Linked DNA regions of Homo sapiens: regions 2, 3 and 4 are each linked to region 1. The links are chromatin contacts, found by Hi-C or POLR2A ChIA-PET in ENCODE. All regions are on one chromosome and are shown on one strand. Each heading gives the region's core, a stretch centred on a gene start or an enhancer-like site at or near the end of the contact. The rest is flanking DNA. Distances are from core to core; before and after follow the strand shown.

What was found. Hi-C counts contacts between places; a loop is a spot of excess contacts on that map. ChIA-PET counts read pairs that join two places held with the same protein, here RNA polymerase II (POLR2A). Pooled maps may share reads with other maps.
Region 2: a pooled map shows a loop between it and region 1 (14-fold over the local background). The contact joins the promoter of NFYC here to the promoter of YBX1 in region 1. A Hi-C loop is called at or near these places in 3 of 37 single-sample maps with no recorded cell type and 10 of 50 pooled maps. POLR2A ChIA-PET finds 5 or more read pairs at or near these places in 1 of 52 experiments (CD4-positive, alpha-beta T cell).
Region 3: a loop to region 1 is called in a map of CD4-positive, alpha-beta T cell, with 4 times the contacts of the local background. The contact joins the promoter of FOXO6 here to the promoter of YBX1 in region 1. A Hi-C loop is called at or near these places in 1 of 168 maps with a recorded cell type or tissue (CD4-positive, alpha-beta T cell) and 5 of 50 pooled maps. POLR2A ChIA-PET finds 5 or more read pairs at or near these places in 2 of 52 experiments (T-cell and activated T-cell).
Region 4: a map of naive thymus-derived CD4-positive, alpha-beta T cell shows a loop between it and region 1 (19-fold over the local background). The contact joins the promoter of ST3GAL3 here to the promoter of YBX1 in region 1. A Hi-C loop is called at or near these places in 1 of 168 maps with a recorded cell type or tissue (naive thymus-derived CD4-positive, alpha-beta T cell) and 8 of 50 pooled maps. POLR2A ChIA-PET finds 5 or more read pairs at or near these places in 1 of 52 experiments (CD4-positive, alpha-beta T cell).

The regions. Positions count from the first base shown.
Region 1 is chr1:42,679,159-42,686,546 of GRCh38, reverse strand. YBX1 (Y-box binding protein 1) reads right to left here and starts at 4,129. Exons shown (of 8, transcript NM_004559.5): 1 at 3,816-4,129; 2 at 3,081-3,144. The coding sequence starts at 3,981. It also overlaps a transcript of PPIH not described here. RefSeq lists silencers at 3,224-3,373, 3,484-3,593, 3,784-3,983 and an enhancer at 4,424-4,473.
Region 2 is chr1:40,687,738-40,695,125 of GRCh38, reverse strand. It overlaps NFYC (nuclear transcription factor Y subunit gamma), which reads right to left and starts at 3,422. Exons shown (of 10, transcript NM_014223.5): 1 at 3,259-3,422. It overlaps NFYC-AS1 (NFYC antisense RNA 1), which reads left to right and starts at 2,865. Exons shown (of 1, transcript NR_024567.1): 1 at 2,865-6,046. It also overlaps a transcript of RIMS3 not described here. RefSeq lists enhancers at 2,435-2,484, 2,505-2,674 and a silencer at 2,915-3,014.
Region 3 is chr1:41,356,749-41,364,136 of GRCh38, reverse strand. FOXO6 (forkhead box O6) reads right to left here and starts at 2,703. Exons shown (of 3, transcript NM_001291281.3): 1 at 1,793-2,703. The coding sequence starts at 2,206. RefSeq lists silencers at 1,988-2,207, 2,408-3,067 and enhancers at 2,866-3,160, 3,228-3,297.
Region 4 is chr1:43,704,711-43,712,098 of GRCh38, reverse strand. ST3GAL3 (ST3 beta-galactoside alpha-2,3-sialyltransferase 3) reads right to left here and starts at 4,563. Exons shown (of 12, transcript NM_006279.5): 1 at 4,406-4,563. It overlaps KDM4A-AS1 (KDM4A antisense RNA 1), which reads left to right and starts at 4,758. Exons shown (of 5, transcript NR_033827.1): 1 at 4,758-5,040. KDM4A (lysine demethylase 4A) reads right to left here. Exons shown (of 22, transcript NM_014663.3): 22 at 6,581-7,388. It overlaps ST3GAL3-AS1 (ST3GAL3 antisense RNA 1), which reads left to right. Exons shown (of 4, transcript NR_125986.1): 4 at 2,564-2,707. RefSeq lists silencers at 4,096-4,145, 4,176-4,675 and enhancers at 4,806-4,885, 4,611-5,128.

The sequences.
Region 1 (7,388 bases), core at 2,880-5,379:
ATGGGTAATAAACTCAAATGCATACACAGAGGCCAGGCGTGAAGGCTGTCGTAAAAAAAGTATACCCCACCTAAATGTGGTGACAATATGGCCAGGTGGTTTTTACTTATGTGGAAATACAGGCCCCCAAAGCCAGCTAAAGTTCAGATCTTAAAAATATAATAATCTGGATTACTTGGTGTTATCTCCTGAATTATAAATGTTAGTAATTAATCCCAATTCCTTTAAAAAATACTGTACTGTCTAATCAAAGCATCTGGGAGTAGTTTTAGCCAGAAGGTCACAAATTTGTGACCTCTGCTCCAAATTCTTTCACCTCAAAACATTAAGAATTATTAATTTAAACATTTTAAGTACTCTGGAAACAGAAAAATATTCCTATTCTGGTCACTATAAACTGTTGCCAATTCATGGTAATCTTTGGTGAATATGGATCAATACTCAACCACTAACAAAATTCAACAGTAATCTGGGGGGAGCTAATAAACCCCTCTAGTCACATTCTCCGATTATGTTTTGTAGACACAGTTCACAAAAGAATAACTCAATGAATTTCTTAGAATTTCTAGATTACACAGTCTAACAAAATAAAGCCAAAACTTCTGCTATTTTTAAAAGCTCTATGCTCATGTTACTTAGCACCTTCTTCACAATATAACCATCAGGGAGAAGCCCTTTCATGAATTAATTCTAACAAGGTTGTAACAATTCATCAGGTGGTAATTCAGGCTGGAATAAACACATTTACAATGAAATTATGTCTTTAAAGGCAGAAAATTTACATACAATATTGTAATTATAAAAATTCCTTACAATCCTAGCATATATAATCCAGCGCATCCAAAAACCCCAATTAAAAGTCGTCACAATAGTCATCCCGAACACTGCACCCTCTCCTTTATACAGAAAACAGCACGTTATGTGTCAGTCTGTCTCCCTCCCTCATAAGAGACAGGTGCCTCCAGCCAAGTCTATTTGTTCCACTACACGAACTACATATAGAACCAACTGCTAGCTTCCAAAGTGATTTCTTTTATCACATACATTTTCCTTAATTAAAGCAAATCTTCCCTGTATTTAATTGGAGTCAGATTTTACAGCATCTTATTAAAAAAGTCCCAGAATCATTAAAACCAGTTCAGAAGCATAAAGAACATTTTAACCAGTTAATTTGACAAAATAATTGAGGTTAGGATAGTCCAAACAAAGGACCATCAAAAGCCAATTCATAACTTGCCCTGGAGGATGACCAATTGAGTTGATTCCAATTCAGAATAGAGATATTCAATGAACAGTATCTCATGGACTAAATACTTAAAAAATGTAAAGATATTACTCTTATTCTGGACAAAACTGTTGATTTCAAAAAATGTCATAACCTATGCCTACTTAAAAAAAATGCAGCGAAACAAGGCACATGCTAAAACTTCTTCAACACATACAAAACCTGCAATCTATCCGCTGAAAAGGCTGCAAATTTGCACACCAGAGTTACCATTACATTGGGTCAAGGGTTAAAAGCAGTGATTTTGAAGGTATGGCCCGAAGACCATTATCATTCCTGTTAAAAATGTACCCAGACCTAATGAATCCAAGGCTCAGAAGGAGGAACTCACCACTTACATCACACCCTCCCAAGGTAAGCACACTTAAATTTGAAAACCACTGGTTTAAGGGTTAGACTAGTAACGATAATCAGAGTAAGACAGAAATACAAACTAAAACACTAGAAAGTTCAGAGAGATCAGTTAAAAAGCTATCAGTATGCCAATTATATATAAGCATTCCCTTCCTTCTTGCTAGTAAGCCATTATCAAAAAATTAATGAAAAACGTAGTTTCGGCCAGCCAGGAAAGCAAACAGTATATAACAAGATGGAAAATCCTAAGATTTTGGAAGAAACAAAATATTTTCCCACAATTGCAAAAGTAGAGAATAGATCACCAAATGCTTATCTCTTACTCTGAGTGTTTCCACAATACTCTATGATTGATTAATGAACAGTTTTTCATCAGGCAATGATTCTGTCCTTAAGCTTGATTTTGCCCATTTGTTGTCCATTCCACATTGTTCTTTTAATCATCTGCTTAGGTCTTCTACAGTAAGCAAGCAAGACAATGCTGAGATGGCACTAAGTACCATACCTGTGAGGCCAAGATTGCTACTGGCATACCCAGTGCTCTGCACCCATGTAACTAGCACTACTAGCCTTGGCAGCCATCTTGAAAATGATGCCCGGCTTACAAGGGAGCCCATGGAATACAGTGCGTCTACTGCACGTTACCACCACCACTCCTACAAACAACCCGAAGGGTAAGTCCTAAAGACGTGTCTGCAGCTTTGCCTTCAAACAGGAAGAAAAATGTCAAGTTACCAGTGACTATGGCCACTCTAATAAGCTACAGCCAGGGATCTAACAGAAATCGACTTAACCAGTTATGATTCTAGGACAAGGAAGAATGAAAAATAAGAACGGAAGAAGGAAAAAAAACCACTTTCTTGTAAATATATTATTTACTGGATGAGCAAATAAAAACAGTTCTCTCTGGTCAAAGCTGTGCTAAGACAAAATTTATCTCAGGTATTAAAATGAAACGTGAAACAAAGGCAATACAACCTCTCGGTAAAGATGACAAAACCTCATATAGTCAAATCCTCTTACCCTAAAACGTTAACAATGTATAAATATCCGATGTCAGTGGATCACATTCTCAAATACCGAGTTCAATAAAGTAGAAAAAGATGACAAGGATAAAAATGTACTGGACCGTAGTTTCCCGTTTACCCTGTTAAGGAATGGCTCATTCACTCCGCTTGCCTTTTGAATTGCTTTGTACTGTGACGAAGCCTTTTAAGTTAGCTTCAAATTAATATTTAGCTGCAAAACAAAGGCATTCTCTAGATCCACTAATCCCTAATCAAGGAAAACAACAACAACAAAAAATCATACTAATACACCAGAGGTAGTAAACGCCTTTCAGAACAGAGCTGTGGATTGGGGCTTCCCAAGCCCCGAGAAGCCGACAGAGCAGGAAGCAAGCAAGAAGGTGGGATGGAGGCTTCAGAGCCCGGCAGCTCACCTGTTGATGAAACCATATCCGTTCCTTACATTGAACCATTTTACTGTTCCCAAAACCTTCGTTGCTGGAAAAGAAAACAAAGCAAAACAAGCCACGATTACCAGCTATCCTTTTCCAAATCCGCCCGGCTTGGGCATCCGGTCCCTCGCACGCCGGCCGCCGCGGCCACCTGACAGCCCTTTCTCTCCACCGCCCGGGTGCGGGGCCACGCAGTCGCCGCCGCCGCCGCACACGTGGGTGAGTCTGAAGCGCGGGGCGCTCCAGGGCAGGCCCGGGGCGCGGGCCCCAGGATGGGTGTGTGCGCAGGCCGCGGACGGAGAGCACGTGAGGGAAGGGGAAGCCGCTCCGGCCTGCGTAGGCGGTGCGCCGCGCCCTCCGAGCACACGCGGAAGGGAGCTGGGTGGGGGTGACGCGAACAACGGCGTGCGGGCCCGAGCGCACGAGGCCGGTCGGCGGGGAGGGGACCCCGTCGCACACGCGGTCGGCGGCGCGCGGCCGCAGGGGGAGGGGCGCGCGGCCGCGCGGGGTCCACAGGGGGCGCGGGAGGCAGTGCGCGCGCGCCTGCCGGGCGGGTCCCCGCGAGAGGGAGTGAGGGGGGGACGGGGGGGATGGGCGGCCGCGCGCCGCGGAGTCGGTGCCCACCGGCCGCGCGCCCGCCGGCTCGCCCAGCTCCGGCTAACGGTTCCGCTGCTGGGCTGCCCGAGGGCCCCACCCCCGTCCCTGTCCGGTCCTCACCGATGACCTTCTTGTCCCCGCCGGCAGGCGCCGCCGATGTGAGGCCGCCCGGGCCACCGCTCCCTGCGCCGCTGCCCGTAGTGCCGGGCTTGGTGTCGGCGGCGCTGAGGGCGGGGGCGGCGGGGGGGGCGGCGGGCGGCTGCTGGGTCTCGGCCTCGCTGCTCATGGTTGCGGTGATGGTGACTGGGGCCGGCTGCGGCAGCTGCGGCTCCTCCCGGGGTGTGATGGTAACTAGGCCGGCGGCGGCGGTGGGGCTGCTCAGGGCTCTCTGGGGTCCGCTCTCCGCTCCCGCTACCGATCGAACTAGCGAGAATGGCGGGACAGGCGGGATAAGCCCTACGAGCGACCCGCCCTAGGCGTTGTTCACTGGCCAGTGGTACTGTCAATCTGCCCACCTGACCCCAATCCCTAGCTTCTATTGGCTAATATTTTATCAGTCCTCCATTCTCATTGGACCTTTGGCGGCTAATTCAGTCGACCTACAACCGTTCCTGCCTCCGCCGGCCGCCATAGAGACCGGAACTAGAATTAGAGTAGTCGGCCACGAAAACCATAGAGTACCCGAGAGGACGGGCAGAAGGAACGTGACTTCCACGAGGCAGCCGCCGGGCTGGCGGGCCCCACGTTCAGGGTTGTGTCTCGGCTGAAAAAAAGGCACGCCCGAACGCTGGGCAGGGATTACCCGGCCGGACCCGGGATTGGAAGGGGGCTCGAAGACGCCTTAGCCCCCCGTGAAGAAAAGGCTTCCCTCCCTCCCAGCTCCAAATACGGTCCCTGTGATCTGAGAACATTACGGCGGGCATAGAGTCGTCTTTTCTTTAATGGCCGTGTAGTCGCGGCACAGCCGAGGGTTTCTGGAATTGCCTTAAACGTATGCGTTTGAAGAGCGTACCCTTTTGTCGGAGCAGTCACCTTGGAGGGACCACGCAGGCTATGGCAGCCCGGGTTCAGCATGTTTAGGGCGAGGGTGTGCTCCATGGGGACCTGCCTTCTGATCCGTTTTACCAGGCATATATTTAAAAAAATGTGTCTTCCTTTCCAAGTATTCACATCTTTTTCTACTGACCACAAATCAGATTTAATTCAACTCACATTTATTGAACAAGCTAGCCTGTTTTGTTTTTTCACTTTATTCCTGCAACAGCCACGTGATAGAGGGATTACTATCCACGTTTCACAAACGATAAAATTGAGGCTGCCACCTGATGTTACTGAAGTCCTCCACCCACCTTCTTTCGTTCTTTTTTAAGCGTCTACTATCGGCTGGGGATGGAATAGTTCGCGAGTCAGTTTCTGCCTTCTGATGGAGGCAGAAATTTAAACAGCCAACACGGTAAATACTCCAGAGCTGCAAAACCACGAAGTATTTTGGGAGTGGAAGCAGGGAGAAGGTGGAGGGCTGACTTTCCGCGCACAGGGTACAGGCGAGAAGAGGTGAGATCTCGGGAAATGCAGTCAAGTAGTTCAGTAAGACTCGAATGTGACATTGGGTTGCAGAGGTGGGCAGTCACTTAGGTATATTTAATTGGAAATATATCCTGAGGGGAAGAGTGAGAAGAGCAATTTTAGAGTCATAAGTAGGGAGGGGCATCTTTTTAAAAATGGCTGCGGAGTGGAGAATGGGTTGCAGAGGGGCAAGGAATGGAAGTAGAGAAAGCAGTTAGGAGGCTAATGCAGTATTCCTTACCCCTACCAATGCCGTCTAGGCCTGTGAGTTCCACCTCCTAAAGGCGTTCTTGAGTCAGTCCTAAACCCTCTAAATGTCAATTCAGAGTCTTTTCATTCCTACTGTCACTACTGTAGGCCATCATCACCAATTGCTTAGAGCAAGGGGTAGGAACCTTTTTCTGTGAGAGCCAAATAGTTAATAATATAAGCTTGGCCGACCATATGGTTCTGACTTACTACTCAGGTTTGGAGCTTGAAAACAGCCTTAATTTTTACATGACACGAATCTTTACATATTTTCAACTATTTAAACATTTTAAAAACCATTTGTATTCTTAGCTCATGAGCCACAGAAAAACGGAGTGTAGTCGGCTGACCCCTAGCATAGAGCAGTGCTGTTGGCTACTAACCACACCTCTCTACCTCTTTCTTACTCTAATATTACCCACCACAACAGCCAGAAAGTTCTTTTGAGAACATCTATCTGATCATGACACTGTCTTACTTAAAATCTTCCAGTGACTACTATTACCCTTAGGGTAGTCCAGATTCCATAATGTGGTTTACTGGACTCTATGACTTCTAAGAGAAGTCTTAGAGTCTTCTCTTGTATTCCCTGTCCAACCTTCCAGGTGCTTGTAACTACTGGCTGCAGGATACTGCAGGAGCAGAGGTAGCAAACAGCTGAATTCTATGAAAATAGAAATTGGTTAAAAGTGTTGCTTCAGTGTATCAGATGACAAGGGAGATGGTGAAATATTACAAGGGCCCTACAGAATAGACACTTGCAACTCTCCAGCCAAGTAAACATGCTTCAGAGGACATCGTAGAGAAAGGACTGTCATCTAGTGGAGTCCTTTAGCCACTGTTACGTTTGGAGTATTACATAAAATTCTACATACAACACTCTTCCTTTCCTCCTTCCTCTTTGCCTGCTTAATTCTTCATCCTCTAGGTCTTGGCTCAGATGCTACTAGGTTAAGAATCCCTCCCATCTTAACACACTGTATTGCTCTAATTAAATGTTCCCCACCAGACTGTGACTTCCTTGGGCATCTTAGTGCCTGACACATAATACCTTAAAAGATTCGTTAAATGAGCGACATGGTGTAGAACATGAATTGAAAAAGGTACTGGCAGCAGAAGGGTCATCTGGGCAGCTGTGCCAGTAATCCAGGTGAAAAAGGCTTTCAGCAGCAATGTGTATGGAGAGTGGGTGGATTCCACAGCTGTTGTTCATGTGTTCCAGCTCCAGATGACTTGAATGTTAAAATGTTTCCCCAAAAGGCAGTCCTGCCAACACTGAGGACATTTAAAAGCATGCCCTATAGGCTTGAGAGCTTTTCTCCAGTTACAAAGACACTTAGAAAATATTGCAGCAGCACCTCTACGAATAAGTGAACAGCCTCACTATGTAACTGCTTTGAAGGGATGGCTTCTCAAGCAAAAATACAAATTGTGTAACATCTGTCTTTTCAATGTTACTTTAAAAAGTATCATTACTTACTCATCCAGTTACTTCATTCAGCTCTCTTCGTGCTCAGTGAGCCTGAGGATAAGCTGTTTAAGAAACTAGTTTGCAGCCAGGCACGGTGGCTCATGCCTCAGCACTTTGGGAGGCCGAGGCAGGCGGATCACTTGAAGTCAGGAGTTCGAGACCAGCCCGGCCAACGTGGCAAAACCCCATCTCTACTAAAAATACAAAAATGATCTGGGCATGGTGGCATGTGCCTGTAATCCCAGCTACTCGGGAGTTTGAGGAGGGAGAATCGCTTGAACCCGGGAGGCGGAGGTTACAGTGAGCTGAGATTGTGCCACTGCACTCCAGCCTGGGTGACAGACTGAAACTATGTCTCAAAAAATAATTTTCTTGTAGCCACCTCTCTACAAGCACCAATAGTTCAT
Region 2 (7,388 bases), core at 2,173-4,672, 2.0 Mb after region 1:
CTGGGATTACAGGCGCCCACCACCATGCCAGGCTAATTTTTGTAATTTTGTTTCATCATGTGTGCGAGGCTGGTCTCAAACTCCTGACTTCAAATACCACCTGCCTCAGCCTCCCAAAACGCTGGGATTAGAGGCGTGAGCCACTGCGCCCAGTCTCTAGTAGTTCTGACCAAAGAAAAAAATGTGTAAGTATAAATGAGATAACAGATTTGTCATAAGAATTAAATAAGATGCCATGAACACAGCCTATAAAGTATAAATCTTAGTATGATTTCTGCCTGAAGAAAAAGCTGAGGTTCACAAGTTTTCAACATAAACTCAGATCTACTGAGATTTCCTGAGAGTTCAAGATTTCTAGAGTGGTCAATTCCAGATCTTAACAAGGTGGCCATGGGTATAAGGGGCTAACATGGAATGAAGGTGGTCACCAATGTTGAAGGGCAGGTTGCTCCAGAAATGCCTGCTGAAAAAAAAAAGGTGTACATATACACTCATTTTTATCACCTTGTCTAGTCTTACTAAAAACGAAACTAAGTTATAGATCTACAGCATTCTTCATATTTGGTTAACTTGATGACTGAGCCAAATGAGGCTGAAATGACCAATGTACAAAATACATGGCAAACCCTATTTTCACTTGTAGCTTTGCCTCTATCTTCCACAGTGAAACGTTATTGTAAACAAAAATGAGGGAGGGCTTCACCTAAGCACATCAAGACATAAAGCAATTAAGATTTCCAACTCACTGGTCTCCTCTCAAACCCTGATTTAAAGGTTTCCATGCAAAATTGGAACTGCAAATATTTTGTCCTATCCAGTCTTAATTTTACACATTGTTCAGGATAAGCATATCCTAGAATCAATATCCCACAGTCTGAAGAAAGCACTAGGCCTTTGAATAGGTCCTGGTATTTGGGGACACCCTAAGGAACTGGTGATGCTTGAAAAACCTCTCCAGTGAGCTCTTTACACTAGGCACTTGGTAGTTCCTCGCCATTTGGCATAAATTACCTCCACATACAGAAAGACTATCTGCAATATTCTGAAGCTTGGTTTTAAGGAATGCAGATTCTTCAAGTTTCTGTACATATTTTTCCCCATTATCTACCTGGATTCAGGAAAAAATGCAGCAATTTACTTGGTAAATCTTCCCTTTCACAATAGAAGCCAAGGGATATGATTTGAATACCTAGCTGAAGAACCCATATTCTCTATGGTTACAATTCTGTGGTCTGAATCCTTAAGCAGCACAAGAAATTCTTAAGAATTATAGTCTTCCATTTTATACACTCTAAACACCCAGAAATCAAAGTAGATGATCCACTTGGAAATACAAAATTATCTGGAAGTTTCATTAGTCAGGTTTATGTTGATAGCTGATGTAGCAGATAAAATTACAGGCTTTGGCATCAGGCAACCAGGGTTTGAATTCTAGCTCAACCACTTACTGAGTGACACCAGACAAGCTACTTAAACTCTCTGATCCTCAGTTTCCTCATCTGCAATATGGGGACGATAATGCCTACCTATTGGAGTTAAAATATGCCCCAAAATAGCAATTCTCTTCCTCTGCTACTTATCAATTCCCTTCTCCAGAAAATGTAGTTGCATTCACATAAAACTAAATTTGAAAACCCTAGGAGTTTCTTGAAATTGGTATGAAAACAGAAGAGTACCATCTAAAGCTAAAAAGGACTACCTAACAAAAACAAGGAAAAACAAATTAGGAAAACACAGATGTTTAACATAAATGTGTTTCCATGGCCCTCACACACTGGGACGAGCAAATGTAAAGCAATACAAGTAACTACGATTCAGATTCAGTGGAAAAGAACATATTCCCAACAAGTTGACTGGAACGACTCTGGATTGGAATAAAAACTTTTTGAATATGAACCAGAAAGTGTTGACAAGTCCTGTTCCTTAAGAAGCTATGCATGGGCTTTTTTTTGGTTTGGAGCTGCTTATTTGAAAAAACAAACAAAAAATTCAAAGTACACATGGGAATGGGTATACTTTTTAGGCACATATACAAGGAAATAAACCAAGACCGAAAATTTCTGGCTAGCTCCCTTTCCCTTAAAGGGGAACCTAACAATATTTACTCAACAAATAACTACCAACTACCTAATATTTGCTAATGTGGCTTTGGAAACTCAGCCATGACCTGTATCCTTCCTAGAGCAGCAAATTTCATATACAACATCTCAAAACTACTTGTATGGTCCTGAGACTCAATAATGTATAACTGTTCTATTAATACACTTCCCAAGTCCGAAAATGTCCCCTAAAATGCTTCCTATATCAGATTTTGTCACTTTAAATCTGATACTACTTAATGCTGTGCTTCCTAGGCTCGGACAGAGCACACTTCTCAATAGCATTCCTCTCTCGGTTTACTTGCTCCTCACATCACATCCCAGGTCCGTTGACTCTGGACTCCAGGGCTCCACCAAAACCTCAGTGTTTGAATGCTTGCACTCTCCAGCAAAATCCCTGATCCGATTCTACCGTTCAGCTATGCCCCTAGCCCTGATGCCTTTCTTCCTACACCATACACTCACACCGTGGACTTCAGGGCCACTTCCAAACTGGGTCACATTAGCAACCCTGGATCTCGAAGACTCTCAGCCTGTCACTTGGGTTTCGGTGTTTCCAAGCCTGGAACCCTGAGGGCCTGCACACCCCAATCTTGGGCCATGCATGTACCAGGAAAAGCACCTCTGAAAGTGAGTGTCCCCCATTCCCAGGCCATGGCCTAAGCTACCCCCAAAGTACCTGCCAGGCCATCACCCTCTCTTCCCCCTTAAAGCCTCTAGGCTCGCCCTCTCGCCGCAACCCCACGCCTGCGCCGCAGGGGGTCATTGCCCCAGCCGCCCTAGCCCAAGACGCGCGCATCCCCGCAGCCTCAGATTCCTTCATCACCCCCTAGACCGGAGCTGGCGCGTCCAATAAGGTGCCAGGTCCGCGGCCTCCCCGCCACCGACCAATCACGAGCGAGCCCCCCCGCCGTCGCCTTCCGCCAATGGGAGAAAGCCCGCGGGCCGGGCCGACGAGGCACACGGACCCCACGAGCGCGGCGGCGGCGACAGCAGCGGGCCAGGCAAGAGCACAACATGGCGGCGGGCAGGACGGACCGAGCTACAGCAGCGGCCGCGCGAGGAAGTGAGGTCTCTGGCGAAGGCGGGAAGCGCTGCCCCTCCCCCCGCCGCCGCTTCCCTATCACCCTCGCACAGAAACTCCCGCACACTCACACACCTCTGCTCAGGAGTCCAGGAAGAGCAGGAGCCGCCCCCGCGCTCCTACGGAGTCGGGCAATGCAGAGGCCCAGGCGCGGCGGAGGGGAGGGGGAAGTGTGCGTCACGGAGAACGGAGCGCGCGCGAAGCGGGGGCACAAGCAAGATGGCGGCCACGCCGTTTGCACCGTTTCCCCTTTTCCCTTCCCCCTCCCTTGGCGCCTGGACTCCCAGTATCGTGCGGTGCGCAGAAGCTGTGCTCCTTGAGGTCTCGCGAGAATTGGGAAGGGGCGACGACAGAGGGAGGCGGAATGAGATCTGAGAGTTTTAACCCCGCCCCCTTTCGGGAGCTCGAGATCTGAGTTTTGACCCCGCCCCCTTTCGGGGGATCCGGAGGCGCTGCCCAGTGACCTCCACCACCCTGCCTATCCTTGTGGATCTCCTTGGTGCGAGCTTGAATTTTAGGAAATAAGTAGGTGTGTGCGCGTGCCCTTGAGTTTTAGGAACTAAGTAGGGGCGTGTGTGTGTATTTGTGTTTTTAATTTGGGGAGAAAGAACTGGGGGATGAAGGTCGACATGGCGTTCCAGATTAAGCATGCCGTTCAAGTAGACAGCTACTGGCACCTTAAATTCATAAAAGAGCATTTAGCACCAAACTGTAAAGTGATGTCCTCTAGAATAAAGAACAGTACTTACCAAGAATAGTTAGCTTGTAACCTTACGTCGACATAGTTGTTCTTATTTGAATGCAGATTTTAAAGTTTTATCACGCAGTTGGAAACCACAGCTACTATGAGCATGGATTTTTTCATACTTATCTCTTTCATTTCCGTGACCACTTGGTCCAAAGGCATCAGGATTGTATCCATTTTACAAATGATAAAACTGAAGCTCAAAAAGGTTAAGTAACTTGATCTAAGTCCCCACAGCTAGTAAGTGTCAAAACCCCATCCGAATAACTTCAAAACCTGTAGGTATAGTCATCAAATGTGTCTTGAATGGAATTACCTACAGTGAGAGTTAGTGCATTAGGTAACAAGCGCAGAGAGGAATGACTGCCTCTGCTGATGGTAACCTTGAATTTTACAAATGACACTGGAGCCTTTCTGAGACTAGTGTTGCATGGGTCCTCAATAAAATCACACTGTTGTTACTCACTTCCTTTGGGTTTATAACCCTGGTGATAAAGTAATTGAGAATAGTGGAGTAAACCCTCGACTTGAATTCAGGAAAATTGTTTTCAAATCCAGTTTCAATAAATCTCACATCAGGCACTCTATTTGATGAATGAATGAACAAAACCTAACTATAAGACACTTGACTTCAGGGAGTCTCAATTCCTTCATCTGTAAAAAGATCTAATTCCTAACTTTTGGTAATGTTGGGGAGAGTGAATGAAATAATGTGAGAGTGCTTCGTAAATTGCAAAAGTGTTATAAAGAAGTTACTGGTAAGAGCTACGAGTGTCTCGCTGCACTCTAGCATGGGCGACAGTGCGAGGCCCTGTCTCAGAAAAAAAAAAAGTTACTTATAATGACATTTTCAGACATGAGAAATGGCATAAAATTAAAAACAGATTCAAGAGAATAGTATGTTGAGATTGTAGAGACAGATGTAGCTAATGGAAAAAAGCTAAATAAGTCTCTCTACAGATGTTTATTGAGTACTTATTGCATATACTATGCTTGCCAAAAAATGTAAAAGTGTACATTTAGTTACAATGAAGCAGCACAAGTTATTATTAGTGATTATTGTTATAATTAAGTATTGATCACACTTAGGGGCTGCAGTCTATTTCCTTCCAAGAGCCTGGAAGTTGGGTTGCCCTCAGAAATAAATAAAAATCTACATAGAGGAAATTAGCTAAGAGTGATATTAAGTATATTTAACAACAAGTAGTGCTCAAGCATAGATGAAGCAGAATTAGAAATGCAGCTAGGATCCTGGAGGTATACGTCTGTGCTAGGTGTTAACCCTTCAGTTGCTGGTTTGTGAATAGGAGGTCCCAAGGGATCCCAGGGGAAGGGAGTGGTCAGGAGGTTTGGGACAGCAGCTATTTACCAGGTAGTACTAGAGTATTTCAGTATTTTAATAGTCAATGTTATAACTGATAACAGTCAATTGATACATATAAGCCTAATATTAGTCCTTGCTATAGTCTTTATTATCAATAGCCTCCGCCCTTCCCTTTCTAAAGCCGTTGCTATCTGGCCTGTCCCTAGGAGATTAGGGTGAAAGACTTCTCACCCTAATGTCGTCAAGCTTGGCCTTGTTTTGACCAATGAAATATGAGTAGAAATGGCATGAACCGGCCGGGCACGGTGGCTCACACCTGTAATCCCAGCACTTTGGGAGGCCGAGGTGGGTGGATGACGAGGTCAGGAGTTCAAGACCAGCCTGGCCAAGATGGTGAAGCCCTGTCTCTACTAAAAATAAAAAAATTAGCCAGGTGTGGTGGCAGGCACCTGCAATCCCAGCTACTCGGGAGGCTGAGGCAGGAGAATTGCTTTAACCAGGGAGTTGGAGGTTGCAGTGAGCAAATATCACGCCACTGCACTCCAGCCTGGGCGACAGAGTGAGACTCTGTCTCAAAAAAAGAAAGAAAGAAATGGCATGAACCACTTCTGAGCAGAAATTTATGAGCTATCTTACAATTTTGCCATATTATCTTTCCTCTGACACAAGAGCAGCATGTCCTAAATAGAGCTCCCTCTTCAGCTTTGGTCCCAGAATGAAGATGTGCAGAGCGACAGCTGACACACATAACCTGTAATGTTGTGTGAACAATAAATAAACCTTTGTTGTAAGCCACTGAGATTGTTTTCGTTGTTACTGCAGCATAACATGCTAGCTAAGCAGACTAATACAACCATGAAATTAGCTATCCATGGGGGTAAGCCAAGACCTTTTTTACAAACATGACCAAACAAAACAAAACAAACTCTGATAAAGGGCATATGGGAGGAACCTGAAGAAGGTAGATATTGTAATTTAATAAATGGAACCTAATCAATCTCGTCAGCCATTCTGTACCCTGTTTGGAGAGAGATTCTGTGAACAAAAGGGCTTGCTCAGCCATGGCAGCCCAAAACAAGGCAGTCACAAAGGCTAGCACTACCATTGCCCCTCTAAGCCTCATCTCAATTAAGCCACACTGAGCATTAGGATTTCCTTGCCCGTGTCATCTCTGTAGTGGATGGGAATATCTCAGACTGCCTCAGCTAAGAAATACTTCTTAAGATCAACATGCTTTCCTCTATGTTCACCCAGCAAGTGTCTTGGCGATAGGGACAGAATTAAGTGATCTGCCACCTAGAGTATTCTAGTTCTTTTGATCATTGTATTTTTCATTGTAACTAATCAGTTAGATTCCTCTTTATATAAAAGTTTCTGTGAGCTTGGCAAATACAAGACACCCCCTACCCCCAGGAAATGGTTCAACTTTCTGCTTACTATTAAAATTAGGTTTCTGAGTTTGCAAGGTTAAACATCAGTTCTTGTATCATGGTAAATTCCTTAAGGTTATAGCACTGTATAACAGAACCTGTCTAGACAGCCAGCTGGACTTCCTTAAGCCACACCTCTCTATCTCATTGTGTACCTTTGGCCTAAAAGAAAAGCAGCGCTGGCCAGGCGTGGTGGCTCACACCTGTAATTCCAGCACTTTGGGAGGCTGAGGCGGGCAGATCACGAGGTCAGGAGTTCGAGACCAGCCTGATCAACATGGTAAAACCCCGTCTCTACTGAAAATACAAAAATTAGCCGGGCATGGTGGCACACGCCTGTAATCCCAGCTACTCAGGAGGCTGAGGCAGGAGAATCACTTGAACCTGGGAGGCAGAGGTTGCAATGAGCCGAGATCGCACCATTGCACTCTAGCCTAGGTGACAGAGCGAGACTCTGTCTCAAAAAATAGAAAAGCGGCACTAAAAGATATAGTTCATGTGCTGCTGGAGTTCAAAAAGGGAAAGCTTACTTCCACTTAGTATGAAATAGTGGGAGGAGTTCAGGAAAGATTTGCAAGGATGTGACATTTGAACTGGGTCTTGAAAAATGAGTAAAATTAGGGAAGACATGTAGGCAGCCACTAAAGCAAATAGAAGAAGCGAGGGATCAGTTGAGGAAACACAGAGTAAGAGGGAATGGAAGAAG
Region 3 (7,388 bases), core at 1,454-3,953, 1.3 Mb after region 1:
GCTTACTTCCAGCCTCATGTTCCCTCTTCCCATCTTTCCCCATGCTGCCTGATGCAGCAAGCCCAGCTGGAGCTACATGTCCTGCAAGAAGCCCTCCCAGCCACTCTGGCCCAATGTACTGTCCCCTGCCTCAGCATCCTGCACCATCCACTCAGTTCCCTACTCTTTCACTAGACACACACTGGTGGCTTCTTGGTGTCAAGACTGTATGCTGGGTGCTGTGGGCACAGAATGGTTCTGACACTGCCACTGTCTTCCAAAAGCAGGGTAGAGAGGGGAAATGAGACAGAACACAAATGACTAAAACCTGCTACCAGCAGGGAGAGGGCCAGAGAAAGGGGAGTCCTAAGCTAGCTAAAAAGGGTTTAGGGAAGGCTTCCTGGAGGAGGCATCTGAACTCTGTACCCTTGAGGACAGTGAATACATCTACAGGGAGGAGTAAGCCAGGGCATGGGGAGTGCAGGACACACTTGGGGGAAATGTGTTCTGGTGGGGGTTGAGCCCAAGGGGATGGGAGAGGGGATGCGGAAAGAGACCCAGGTCTACTCCTCCAGCCTGTGTTCCTGCCCCACAGTGGCCGGTGAGGGACAGAAGCTGCCAGCACTAACCCTGAGAGCCATGGGCTCCCAGGTCAGGATACCCTGGCTCTACAATGCTGCCCCTGGGTATCTAGAGCTGTTCATGCCCACAAGTCTCCCCTCCTCCACTGGCACACCTCCTTCCTCTGACCCAGCTCACAGGCACCACAGGGCACAGCCCCCTCCCTTGACATAGGCATGCCTCCCTCACAGAGGCCACTCCTCCCATAGGGAGGCTGACAGTTCGCCTCCTAGGCACAGGAGGGGTCTCCAGCCTCCTCTCCCCCAAAGGCATAGACTATCCCCACTCTCCAACAAGATGGCCAGGGGAGGAGCTGGGTCGAGAGGCCACAATCCAAGCAAGCCCCTGTCCCCTCCTAAGGTGGCTCCCCCCTTTCCACTGGCTGGCACTGAGGCCTCCCTGGGGTACCCTGCCCCTCCCCCAGCCCCTAAATGGATCTGGGCTCCGACAGCTAGGGAAGTGGAAAAAAGCATCCTGGGTGGGTATGGACAGATCCCCAGCTCTCAACACCCTGTCCTCACACCAGCAGGGGCCATCACCAGTGACCCCCATCCTGATCTAGGTAAGGGGGGCAGCAGCCACCCCATGGAGAACTCAGATCTCAGGTCACCTGCCGAGTTCCCCACTCCAGGCTGGTTGGTGCCCTAGGGTGAACTCTGGCACCACAAGAAGAACTGTGGGCCCATGGTCACACTCCTCACCCTGGGGACAGCTCCAGGAAGCGCAATGATAGAGATTTGGGAGGGAAAGCCGGCATTGGCCCCAAGTCATTATTCCAGCGCTCTAAGAAGGGTGCCCTGGTGGAAAGGGTAAAACAAGAGTCACACAAAGCAGACTTGGGGGAGGAGGGGGAGGCTCCCCAATGTCCGCGGCCTGGGAATGGGTTCCTCTGCTATGCCCCCAAGGACAGGGTGGGGACGTGCCTCGGGGACGCCTCAAAGCGGCAGTCCCTTGTCACCCTACCAGACCTCCCACCCCGCATCCCTCCCCGCAAGGGAGCACGCACACAGCTGCTCCCAGTACGCCCCCGCCCGTCCGCTGGCCGGCCCCACGCCCTGGGCGCACACTCTGTGACCCCGGGGGGTGCCAAAAAGCCCTCCTTCTGACGGCCCTCCTGGAGCCCAACACACCTAGCAGCCCCTGGAAGCCCCAGTCGGCGTCCCCAGCCCCCTCCCCAGCCGGACGCCCCCACCTTCCAGCCGGCCGAGCTGTTGCTGTCGCCTTTATCCTTGAAGTAGGGCACGTAACGGACCATCCAGTCGTAGATCTGCGAGAGCGTGAGCCGCTTGTCCGGGGCGCTCTCGATGGCTTTGGTGATGAGGTCGGCGTAGGACAGGTTCCCCCACGCGTTCCGCCGAGAGCTCTTCGCTTTCCGCAGCGGTCCGACCTCCGCGCCCAGGGGCGGCGCTGGGGCCATCGCCGGGGCCGTAGCCCGGCGCTCCGGCCCGCAGTCCTCGGCGCCCTCGGCCACCCCTGCGCCCAGCGCTCCGTCCTCGTCGCCGGCCAAGTCAGGCTGCGGCAGGGGCCAGGTACACGAGCGCGGCCGGCTCTGCGGCGCGAAGTCCGGGTCCACGTCCACCTGATGCGCTCGCAGCTTCGCAGCCATGGTCCCGCCCGGCTCGGGCGAGGAGGGGAGGGAGGCTTCGCGGAGGGTGGGCGGGCGGCTCCGGGATCTGCACGCCCCGGGGAGGCCCGCGGGAGGGGTCCCTGGCGGCGCTGTCTCAGCCGCGGGGCGCCATGGGCCGAGGCGCGGAGGCAGGGGGCTGGACGCGCTGGGGAGCACGAAGGGAGGGAAAGACCTGGGCAGTGAGGGGGCGGCGGCCCGGGAGCCCAGCGGGCACACACCTCGCCCAGCCCCGCTTCTAGCACCTGCCGCCTGCCTGCGCCTGCAGCCACCACCGCCACCGCCGCTGCCGCCGCTCCCCGGGCGCCGGCCCTGCGCACGGGCCCTGCTCTCCCGGGACGAGGCCGGATTGCACCATGCCGGAGCCCGAGCCGGTGCCGGAGCCCGCGCCGCCGCCGCCCGGTGAATGCTGCCGCCGCCGCCGCTCCGGCTCCAGCGCCAGCTCCCGCGCCTGCCGCGCTCAGCGCCGGCTGCACCTCGGGATGGGCGGGGGACGGGGAGGGGGCGGGCCCGACGCGGGAGGGGGCGGGGCGTTTCGCCTGCGGCCGCGGAATCCTCAGCCAGCCCAGGTGCCCCGCCCGCGGGCTGGGAGACCGGGCGCTGAGCTCCCAGCTCGGGGCGACCCCGCCGCAGCCCCTGCAAGCAACAGCGCCGCCTACGGAGCAGGGGCGGAGCGGCTGGCGCGACCCCGCCCCCTGCTCGGCGCGGAGGCGGGGGGGCTAGGGGGCGGAGCCCTAACACTCCCATTGGTCCGCGGCTGGACTGTCCTGCCCATGGGCTCGACAGGATCCCTCCCAGAAGCGCGTCACCGGTTATTGTTACAACCCGGGGTTTCCCGGGGCAACGGGATGGGGCGGGGCTCAGGGCACTGGCCCCGCCTTCTACTCCGGAGAGGACTGCCCCGCCCTCTGTTTGTAGACTCCTGACGTTCCCAAGTCTCCGTTCCAGGACTCTGACAGGGAGGATGATCGAACTCTGCTCTTCTTTGTGCCCTGGACTGAGCTGGGGAAAAAGAATGGGTCAAGAATACCTGGGTTCTAGGCTAGGCTTTGCCACAATTCTCGCTCCTCCATCCGCAAACATGTTCTTCATGGTGCCTGTGGTCATAGTTTTAGAGCTCCAGTTCTCAAAGTTTGACGCAGAGCAGAATCATCCCCTAGAGCTTGTTAACATTGCTGGACCCCAACTCCAGAGTTTCTGATTCGGCAGGTCTGGGTTGGGGCCCCAGACTTTGCATTTCTAACCAGCTCCCAGGTGATGCACGAGAGACCACACCTTGCAAACCATTGTTTTAGAGTCTGTGGGAGGTTCTTACTGCGGTTGTTGGAACAAGCACTTGTCTAAAGTTCACAGTGTTTGGGGAGATGCTTCTCAATCAGTTCCTGGATATTTATTGAGCACCTCTGACGCACCAGGCACTGTCCAGGGCTCTACAGTGAGAGCAGCAACTGAAACAAATGAGGTCCCCTACTGCATAGACTAGTCAGGAGTCAGATGCTAATCAGATCATCACATGAGCTCAGAAGGGCGAGGCTAGCCGAGAGGTTGGGCAGTCCGTGGCCTCATCCTACAGGCTGCTGAGCTAGGTTTCCCAGTCACCACTGCACCTGCTGGCCTTCGCTCAGGGTATTTATCCCCTCTGCCTAGAACACCATTTCCCCGCCGCAAGGCCCTCATCAGAGATTCTCCCACTCTTCAAAGCTCCGTGCAAATGTCAACTTAGCCCTGACACCTTCTCTAGCCCCAACTCCCAACACTTTCTGTTCTCTGCTTGCCCAGACCACTTGTTGAGCTGCCAGCAACACCTTGTGCCCCTTTAGCACAATATTCCTATTTTGCCAATCAGGAAACTGAGGCCCAGAATGAGCAGGTGATTCCCCTGGTGGCATGGCCAGGACTGGAATCTCAAGCTCCTGATTTCTTTACCAGCCAGTACCTTGCTCCTGAGGACGCTGGAGATGCGAAGGTCTCTGGGCAGTGGGAGGGCTGAGCCCAGGCCATGGGAGATGGCCTCCTTTCTCAAAAATTTCTTCCTTCCAGTTTAGGACCTGAGGAGCAGGGCCAAGGGTGAGGGTGGGGGTGGGGCTGGAGGAGCCCCTCCTCATTCCCCAGGGTGGGAGCAGGACTTGCTTGCAGATGCCTGGCGTGGCATTTGCCTGAGTCATATCCCAAGGCAAGGGTGGGCATGGGAAGTGCTGGCTGACGACCCCTCCGATCCATACACATACACACATCCTCCAGGTGATTCTGTTTAGAGTCACAAGGAGCCTGAAATCATTGCTGAATCCACCCCCCACCACCACATCACTCGTATGCCCTCCATGCCTGGGGAGTCCATACTGGGAGCTGCTCCCCTAAGGGACCCTGGAGACCGAGCAAGCCTCCCGCCAGTCTGCGGCCCTGGCCCAGCTCTGAGCTGTGAGGCAGAGGCCTGCTGAGGGCCATACCATTGCTGGGAGGATCCTTAGCTGGGGGCCCTGGCACAGGCTGCCAACATGGGTCTGGGAAGCCAGGTTGGCAGAGATGCACTAGAGGCTGACTCAGGCCCCTGCCCTGCCCGGTGTCCACAGCTGCTGCCTGGACTCTCCTCTGAGGCCCATGTCTGGTACACTCAGCTCCTACACACACACACACACACACACACACACACATTCAAACTCACACCCAATGGCACACACTCACATTCTTCTCACTCACAACTTGGCCCCTGCTCACACATTCATTTTGAGGCAGTATAACATAGTGATTAAGAGCATGGGCAAGATACATAACTGCTCAAAGCCACTCTTTCCTACTCTACAAATGACTACCATAATAGCACTACCTTCACAGGATATTTGAAAAATTAAATACATTTATGAATGTGAGCACCAGGCTCAGAATAAGCGCGCAATAAATGCTAGCTGTTTTTATTGCTGCTTTTGTGTGTACATACCTTCCCTTCCTACTTTGCCCAGCTCATACAGTCCCACCTGCTCTTACCATGCACACACTCACAGCCGCTCACACATGTAGGCTCACTCACAAGCACACTCGCCACGTGCCTCACGCTTGTGTCTCAATTACACAGACCCATGGTTTCTACCTACAGTTCCCTTGACCACCAGCTCTCACCCTTCCCCGCTCCCCCAGGCTGGCTCTCAAGCTCCCATCCACCCTCCCTACCACGCCCACATTCATTTCTGTTCACAAACAAGCCCCCACTTGCTTCCCCTTTCATTCCTCGTTTTTCCACATGCAGGCACATATTCTTCACTCACACCTCCCTGGACACTGGAACATGCTCGCATTCCAGTGCACGCGCACTCACTTGCCCACAGGCAGGTGGATGTGCGCGTTACCCACTCAACTCGTGCTTGGATCACAAAACTTGTACACATACACTCAAACAATCCCAGCGCATGCCTCAATACCTCAGCTGACTCGCCCACTCCCAGTGAGGAGCACACACCACACAATTCTCCCAACACACACTGCCATCGGCAGACACCCCCCACCCGGGGCTAAGGTGGCACTCCCCTCGCCCTCAAGAGACTGTCTCCTCCCTGTCACTTCCCCTCCTCCAGTCTCAGCTCCCCAGCCCCTCCCAGCGCTCAGAATAGCCCCTGCCACCACTGCTGCTGCCACCGCTGAGCCATCAGGGCCCGCCAGAGCCTGCTTCCCAGTGCTTGCTGCCAGCTTTCCCGGCTCACTCAGGGCAAGTGAGGACAGGAGGACGCGCTTCTCTGAGGCTTGATGGGCATAGCTGCGCTGCATCCCCAGAGCCCACCTGGAAAAAGTCAGCCATCCTGGGATTGGCTGCTGCCACTTGCTCAGGACCTGTGTGCCCTGGTCCTCATACCCCCGGCTGAAAGCAGAGAGGGCTGCCTCTCAGAGAAACCCAGGTCTGGGAAGGAAGAGGTTTGCTCAAGGAAGTGCAGTGAGTTGGGAACAGAGCCAGACCACAATCAACCCAATCATTCCTAGCCCATCATGCAGGAGCTTGAGAAGACCCTCCCCTAAACCACATGGTTATCAAGAACCCCCACCCTGCCAGCACTGAGCAGAGCCTGGCTGATATTTAATGCCACCGTTGCCAGGAAAAAGGAATAGCACAGAGATGATGTCTGGGGACACCTCTGGAGGGGAGGGGAAGGGGCTGGTGACCAGAGGAGGCCTCCAGGGGCAGAAAGGGGGAGTGTCTGCAGAAGCCAGAGGGGATATCAGGACAGCTGGGAGCGCCTCCAGGACAGGCTCAGGCCTGGCCCCTGCAGGGACAGTGACAGGGAGTGGGTGGGGCTGAGCTGAGGAGGCTCAGCTGAGGGGGACAGTGCAGCAATGCAGCCCCTATAAGAAGACCCAAGGCCCCTTCGGCGGCCTGCACAGACCACAGACCAGGCCTGGGCAGAGAGTTCTGCTGGCTCTGGGGAGGCAGCTTACAGCAGCGACTGCTGGGTGCCCAAGAACATGGAGCCCAGGCCCAAAGGACCTTGTACCTTCCTTGTCCAGGAGGCTGTACCACCACTGGCAGGGTAGAGAATCACTGGCATAGTGATTAAGAAATGAATGCCAAAGTGAGCTCCTCTTACAGGCCAAGCCCATTCTGCACACCATCCCATTCAATCCTATATTCTTATCCCCATAAGGTTCCCCAAGCACTCACTAAGTGCTGGCCCCTGTGGAGCACCTGACAGGCATTACCCAAAAGAATCAGACTCCTAGGAGCAAGAACTGGGCACATCTCGTTCACTGCTGTGTCTCTGGGGCCTAGAGCAGAGGCTGACACAGAGGAGACCTTCTGTAAATATCTGTTGAGTGAAGGGATGTGAAAAGAAATCACAACCACCTGAGAGGCAGAAAGTATTATTCCCATTTTCTGGATGGGGAAAGTGAGGCTGAGAGAAGGGAAGTGAGTAACTTACTTCCCTGGAACTCAAACTAGAGTCTGGGTTTGCTCCTTGCATAGCACCGCGGGGCAGGGAAAAAATGAGCTTGGGGCAAGTAACTTCCCTTTTCTAAGTCTCAGTTTCCTCATCTGGGAAATGGGAATGGCTGCACTTACATCAAGATCCCATATGTGAAGTGCCAAGCACAAAGCCCTGCAAAGAGTATGTCAAACATCACATGTCCTTCGTCCTCCTCCTCTGCCTTGGGTTTGTCCTGATAGTCTAAATTTCGGCAGGAC
Region 4 (7,388 bases), core at 3,314-5,813, 1.0 Mb before region 1:
AGATTCCTGCTTAATGTCAGACAACTATTAATAGTGGAAGAGCCAAGATCTGAACCCAAATCTGTTTCCTGAACCAGGGCTCCAACCAGCACTGTTTCTATTGTCTGTCAAAAGTGAAACCTCCTCCCCAAATACCAAGTTTGCTAGGTTCAATTAAACCAGTAAGGTTAAACTAAGATTACTTTTTAATTTTAACCATTTGAGTGAAAATGCACCTAAAATTATTACACATTTCCCAATTTCTTATAAATTGAATACCCTGAATATAATTTAACTTTTATTTTTTGCTATCTCAGAACCATTGCTGTATTTGTTACTAAGAATGCTGTAACATAGTAAGTTTTGTAAAAGACATTCCTCAGGAATGACTGTGTCATAACTCGGATGTAACAGATTGCCCTTGTATCAACACCCTTGGCCTGTGAGCATTTACAAGTGCTTGGAAGAGTTTTGACTCTGAATCTACCATTACCCCATGCCTGGTTAGAGCTATTATTTCTTGCTACTGTCAATGTTTGTCTCTAGCAGCCCATCTGATGTGCTACCTCTAATCTTCAATGGGCTGTGATACCCCAGATGAGGTAGTAGTCATTAGTGCTATGCACCAAATATTTCTGGCTCTTTGCTTCCCAGACATATGCTAACACTGAAATTCTCTAACCTTCTTTAAAGTTAGGCATGGCTATGTGACTTGCTTTGGCCAATGAAAATGTGAATGAAAGTGGCATGTGCCATAGTGGGACAGAAACTTGAAAAGCCAGTGTCCACTTGACCACTATCTTTTCATTTAATCAAAATGGTCATGGCAGTACCATATTAAGATGGAGTTTCTATCAGCCTCAGTTCCTGAGTAACTGTGAAGAGTTTCCTGTACACTCATGCTGGACACGTCACATGAATGAGAAGTCAAGTTTTGTTCTGTTACGCCACTGAAGTCTTGAGGTTTTTGTTAGTGCAGCCTAATCCAAGCTATCTATGTCAATACAGATCTCTCAGTAAGGGATTCTCTCACATAAACAACTTTATTTATAGATTTTAATGATAAACATTTTGTTTGGATAAAGAATTATCTCTGCATCCATCCTGATTCAAAGCTATTTTCAATATAAAATATATTTGCCAAGTACCTACTATGTACAAAGTTGGATGATGAAGAGGACAGTCTATGTCTTGAAATAGCTTCAGTCTTATACTGTGGGTAGAAGCAGGATTTAAGGCAATTATCGCAAAAAGGCAGACTCTAATGTTATGGTGGTTTAAACTTAAAGAAGAGAGACAGCTCATCTAGATGGGAAGAAAAAGTACAGATAAGCTTCACAAAGGAAGTTCCGTATCAAATGGCCCTGAAACATACGTAAGAACAATTAAAGTCAAGGAGACTATTTAAGATAGAAAAAGCCAACATGAGCAAAGATACAGAGCACAAACAGCAAAGCACAAAGAGCAAATAGTTCCATTGACCTGGAAAATATAACAGAATGGCAAGAAATCAGTTTGCCCATATTGCCCATGCCAGGCTGGTCTGTGCCTAACGCAACAGATAATGGGGAGCCATTCAAAGTCCTGGCTGGAGAAGTGACAAACTTGGAAGTGATGGCAATACACATGATGGATGGAAGGAAAAAAATGTTAGGGGGTTTCTGTGGTAATTCACAGGAATGGTCCAATGGCCCCAGATCAGTGTGATGACAGTAGGAGTGAAAAGAAGCAGATGCCAGGCTAGGTATGGTGGCTCATGCCTATAATCCCAGCACTTTGGGAGGCTAAGGTGGGCAGATCACTTGAGATCAGGAGTTCAAGATCAGCCTGGCCAACATGGTGAAACCCCGTCTCTATTAAAAATACAAAAATTAGCCGGGTGTGGTGGCACACGCCTGTCGTCCCAGCTACTCAGGAGGCTGAGACGGGAGAATTACTTTAACCCAGGTGGTGGAGGTTGCAGTGGGCTGAGATGGGGCCACTGCACTCCAGCCTGGGCAACAGAGGGAGGCTCTGACTCAAAAATAGAAGCAGATGCCAGAAACAGTGTGGAAGTAGGGTCAACAAGACCTGGCACCCAACCAAAAACACGGGGAGAAAAAAAGAAGAAAAGTAAGAATAAACTTGAGGTGCCGCTTCTGGGTTGAGAGAACTGTTATTCCAAGTAGCTGAGGTGAATCAGAAAAGCGACAATGGGCTAGGTGTGGTGGCTCACGCATATATTCTCAACACTTTGGGAGGCTGAGGTGGAGGATTTCTTTCTTTCTTTTTTTTGACCGAGTTTCACGCTTGTTGCCCAGTCTGGAGTGCACTGGCGCGATCTCGGCTCATTGCAACCTCCACCTCCCGGGTTCAAGCGATTCTCCTGCCTCAGCCTCCCGAGCAGCTGGGATTACAGGCGCCTGCCACCACGCCTGGCTAATTTTTTGTATTTTTTTTTTGGTAGAGACGGGGTTTCATCATGTTGGCTAGGCTGGTCTCGAACTCAAGGTGGGAAGATTTCTTGAGCCCAGGAGTTCAAGAACAGCCTGGGCAACATGACAAGACCCTGTCTCTACAAAAAAAATTTTTTTTAATTCTCCAGGTCACCTGCCTGTGGTCCCAGCTACTTGGGAAGCTGAGGTGGGAGGATCGCCTGAGTCCAGAAAGTCAAGGCTGCAGAGAGCCACATTCACTGCACTCCAGCATGGGTGACAGAGGGAGACCCTGTCTCAAAAAAAAAAGAAAAAAGAAAAAGTGACAATGACAAGTAAAGTGTTACTGTATTCCTGATAGTTAGCTACAGCTTCCTTTGAAGTAAATTCTATTACTTGTTTACTCTTTGCACCACACAGGACAAAGGTACCTCTTGGATTAATGCCATCAACCTACCTTTTGTGCAACCTCATATCCTGCTTTTTCTGCTAAGAAACCCCCTGGAACCACCCATGAGCATCTCAGGTTCCCCTGCACCTTTGTCATCCTCACTTTCTCATCTGCTCACTTCTTCCCCTTCATACAGCCGGCTACCCACTCTTCATGACCCAATTCAAGCCTCAGCTTCCCTGTGAAACCTTCCTCAAACACATGGATTTCTCCTTTTCTCGGTTTCTCAGAGTACCTACCATCTTGGAATTCTAGAGACCATATCACAGTTATCATTGTCATGTGTGTGCTTTATTCCCTCAAGTATATTATAGGCCCATTAGAGCAAGTTTCTTATCTTAAATGGTTTTGAGTTTCCCCTCAGTCAATGCCTTGCATAAAATATGTACTCAAGAGGCGTTCCATTGATTGATACAAAGTCTGTTAGTCTCTGAGAACATGAATGTCTTGTTTCATCGTTAACATTTTATTTTTATTAAACCATGGTTAGACAGTTAGACACGCGAAATGGAGAGATTCACCACTTAATATCTCAAAATATCCTTAAGAATCTCTAATCATAGGAGGAGCTGTATTGCCTTAAGAGATTATTTGAAAGTATCATTTGGCTATAAATTTCTGTGCCAGCTTCCTTTTAATCCTCTGTTGACTTGAAAGTACACCAAACATTTCAGTGATCATCTCTACAAGATAATTCTGCCTTAGAAACAACCTAATTTGTCATGGGGACTATCTTACTTTTAGTAACCTAATAAGAGTTTTTTCCTACCTTAATGTCCAGCTATCTATAATTCACAGTACATCCACTGAAAAGTTTGAGTATTTTACTTTCTGAGGTAATAGCCGCCTTCACTGGTCCTTCCCTCAATTAATTACATTCAGTTATCAGGTTTCACTCCTTCCTCATACGTGAAGGAAACATAAATGAGGCTTACTGAGGAATCATAAAAATGGACATTGTTGTAAAAAGGAATCCAAAATGTTCATGGGACACTCTCCTAACCAAACCTGCCCTCCTCACTAAGATATTTTCTCTTGCAAGCAAAAGCACCGAGGACACAACGGGGGAAAGTGCCAGAAGGAAAGGAAGCAAGAGAGGCGTACTTTGCCGATCAAACTGACCCCAGTTCTGGCCCCCGCTAGAGCAGTAAGCAATGACAACCGCTACCCAAACGCTGCCGATTCCCGCTCAGGCGCTCCCTGGACTTTTCTTTCCTTTTCCCACAGCAGGGCCCGAATGACGGTGTCCGTGCTCTGCGCCAAGGTGCGCAGCGCTGCGGGGTTTCACACGGAGATGATCTCAGACCTCCTGGCCTGCGTCCGGCCGGCCTTTCCCCCAGGCTCGGCGGCCCCCACCCAGGAGAGGTCATCCAGGTACTGGGCCCCCAGCCCGAAGGACGACTGGGCCGTGCCCCGACCCCGCCTTCCCGGGCACTAGCGCGCGGGCTCCGCGCCCCGCCCAGCCCGGGACCCGCGGCCGGCGGGGGAGGGGCGGGGCGGAGCGGCGACCGTTATTCGCGGTCAGCCATCGCGCCCCGAAGCGCACTGGGCAGGCCCTTACCACAGCGGAGAGGGAGGCAGGGGGGAGGTGGCGCCCGGCCCGACGCGGGGCAGGAAGGCGGAGGCAGCGGCGTAGGCGGCGGCGACAGCCGCGGGGGACCCCGGCGGGAGCCCACAACGCGCTGGGCTGCATGGGCGCCGCCATAGTGGGGACGCAGCGGCGGGCGGAGCGCGCGGCCGCGACCCGGTCGGGCGCCTGCGACCAATGGGCTCGCGGAAGCCGGGCGGAGCGAGGGCCTGGCCAATGCGGAGCTGCGCTGCCCCGAGCAGCCCAATAGACGCAGGAGCCGCGGATTTGCCGTCCCGCCCACCCCGCCTACCACGAGAGCAGTGCTGCGGCGAGTGCGGGGCGAGAGGTTCGCGCTGGTGGAGCACCCCAGCTTGCAGGTTCAGCGTGGGTGTCTCTCCCGGGCACATCGAGCTGTCTAGAGGAACCCTCTTCCCCTGGCTTCACGGCCCAGAGGACGCACGGCTCTCTCCCCTCGAGAGCGTGTTTCGTCGCCCGCGCGGGGAACGCAAAGTGCTAGGGTAGTCACGGCCACTTCACGCCGAGGGACATCTCATCTCGCCCTCCAGGTCGTGAGCGCACCCATTCCGCTCACTGAGGCCGAAAGCTTCGGACCTCCGTGGGCCCTGGTGGGTAAGGGGGCACGGGGGTGAGCGTTAAGAGACTCGTAGAACATTTTTAGTCCGCGCGTGGCACAAGGCCTCCAAGCCCCACGTACACTTTGCAGCCCTCCCACTCCTTTTTCATTCCTGCGGCTGAGCCCTGGTGTTATCCGCCTGGGGCGGAATTTAAAACTTAATTCCTCAACAAAGTCGGGGTGGTCTTTAAACTGCAACCTTGGATCCAAAGGCCCTACCTTACAAAGGGAAGGCAGTTTGCCCTACAAAAAGGCTTCTGGGAGGAGCTGCCTAAGGCAGGAAGGGACTGGCAGGCCGGGAGGTGCCGCTTTTGGCTGGGGCCAGTTCTCTTGAGGTCGACCCGACTGCATAGGCAGCCAGTAGGGGAGAGAACGGGCCGGTCTGTGTGATTTGGATCACCTGAGTTGCAGTTTCCTAAGAGTTATTAGGTTGACCAAAAAAAAAAAGTGCAGTTTCTGGAAAACTGGTCAGCTGTTGAGTAAAAACTGCTGGGATTAAACCCAGCGCCCACCCCTGGAGGCAGTGGGGTCATCGAGAAAGGTAGGGATCCTGTGTAAAAAGGCTGGTGAAGTGTTCCTCTCTTCCAAAGATGTATGGATTAGTGTTCTCTCACCAATCCACTAAGGCCTGGTTCTGCCCAGCCTCCCTTGCTACATCCCCTGGGAATCCCCAAGTGGAGTGTGGGCAAAGAAAAAAAAAGGCCAACTTCCCTCCCTGGGCCCCAGGAGGGAGCTGACATAGAAAAGATCACCTCCTGCACCTCCCTTTCTCCACAATGAGATACCAAGTAGCAACCACCTCTCAACCCCCAGGGACACAAGGAAGCATCCAGAGCAGCTGAACTGACCTAAGCCTCTCCTGCACCTGGACAGGGCCATGCCACAGGAAGTGCCTGGCTGTTTAAGGGCCAGCCGGTGCAGCTCCGGGGCACCCAAGTCCTGCACCTATTCATTGCCCCCCTCCCTGCTCTGTGGTTCCCCATCCTTGTCCACTTTGACCTCAGGGATCTACCAGCCAAAGGAGATTGGGTCTTCCTCCAGGGAAGCTTCTCACCAACTAGACAGCTCGGAGAGCAATCTGAGGATCCCACTGGAGGTTGAGTCCCTTGCTTTTCAAGCACCTAAAATGCACCCATCCTTCCCACTGGTTCCACAATTTGTATAGAGCACAGATGCTGGCATGAACTTAGGCCAGTTCAACAAAGATGTATCAAATGGGGCAGCAGTGAGAGATACTCTGTTGAGAGGACTCATTGGTCTGGTGCTTCCTCTGTTACCTCATCTTGCCCGTCTCTAAGGCAGAGCAAGCACAACAAAGAGGTGCTCAGAGCCAGAAGTGTCCCTGCTCCCATGACCCACCATACTTGGCCTAATACAGAGCTTGACAAGCAAAGGACCCACTCTCTGGAACTTCCTAGGGAATGCCTTACTGATTTGTCTTAAAATACACAGCCCCGCTCCAGAGCCTATGACTCTAGATACACCCCCCAGCCTGACGTGGGCCACGTGGGCTCCTTGGGGCAGACAGCCAATCCTCTGCTCAACACATTTTATTGCTAAGGACAAGGTGATGCACCAGTTTTCAAAATAATTTGGTTTATAGTGTTCATACGTAACAAAAAAGGGGAAGTATTATAAATCTGATTCTTGTATACACAGGGTATTGGTGTGAAGCCCTCCAATCCTGGGCCCAGGCAAACAAATTCTTGAGGAGCAAAAACCTGTTTAACCCCTTCAGTATTGCCCTCTAGTCCCACCCCCCACCCCAAAATCAGCTCCCTCCCACCTACAGTGGGCCTCCAATGGCCCCAGTTTTTTCATCCTAACCCTCCCAGCCCCTGCATGATTGCAATTTTCTGTTGACAGAATCACCCACCAGGCTCTGCCTGCTTCCATCATTAAAATCCCCGATTCAGGGTAATCCCCACCCACACCCTGTAATACTTTGCCACAGGGGCTCTGCACCTAGAGTGTTGTGGGCACACACCCATGTTATCCCCATGTTCTCCTTTAGGGGAAGACAAAGAGGTGGCATCAGCTCCTTAGCATCTCAATACTGCAGCTTTGCCAGCACTGTCTTGAGACGGTTCCAGGCCTGGACAGATGCCACACCCATCTCCAGCCAACCCCCAGGAGCCCTTACTCAGCTCAGCTGAGGGCAGAATTTCACATTTTGTTTGCCCTGCATAGGCAAGGAAGAAAGTAAAGGCCAGGGGCTGGCAGAAGCTGGTCCAGACCAAACATACACGCACGCACGCACGCACGCACACACACACACACATATAAATACAAAAGTAGGGGTTGGGGCAAGTACCAGCACCTCAGCCTAGTCGGTGCAGG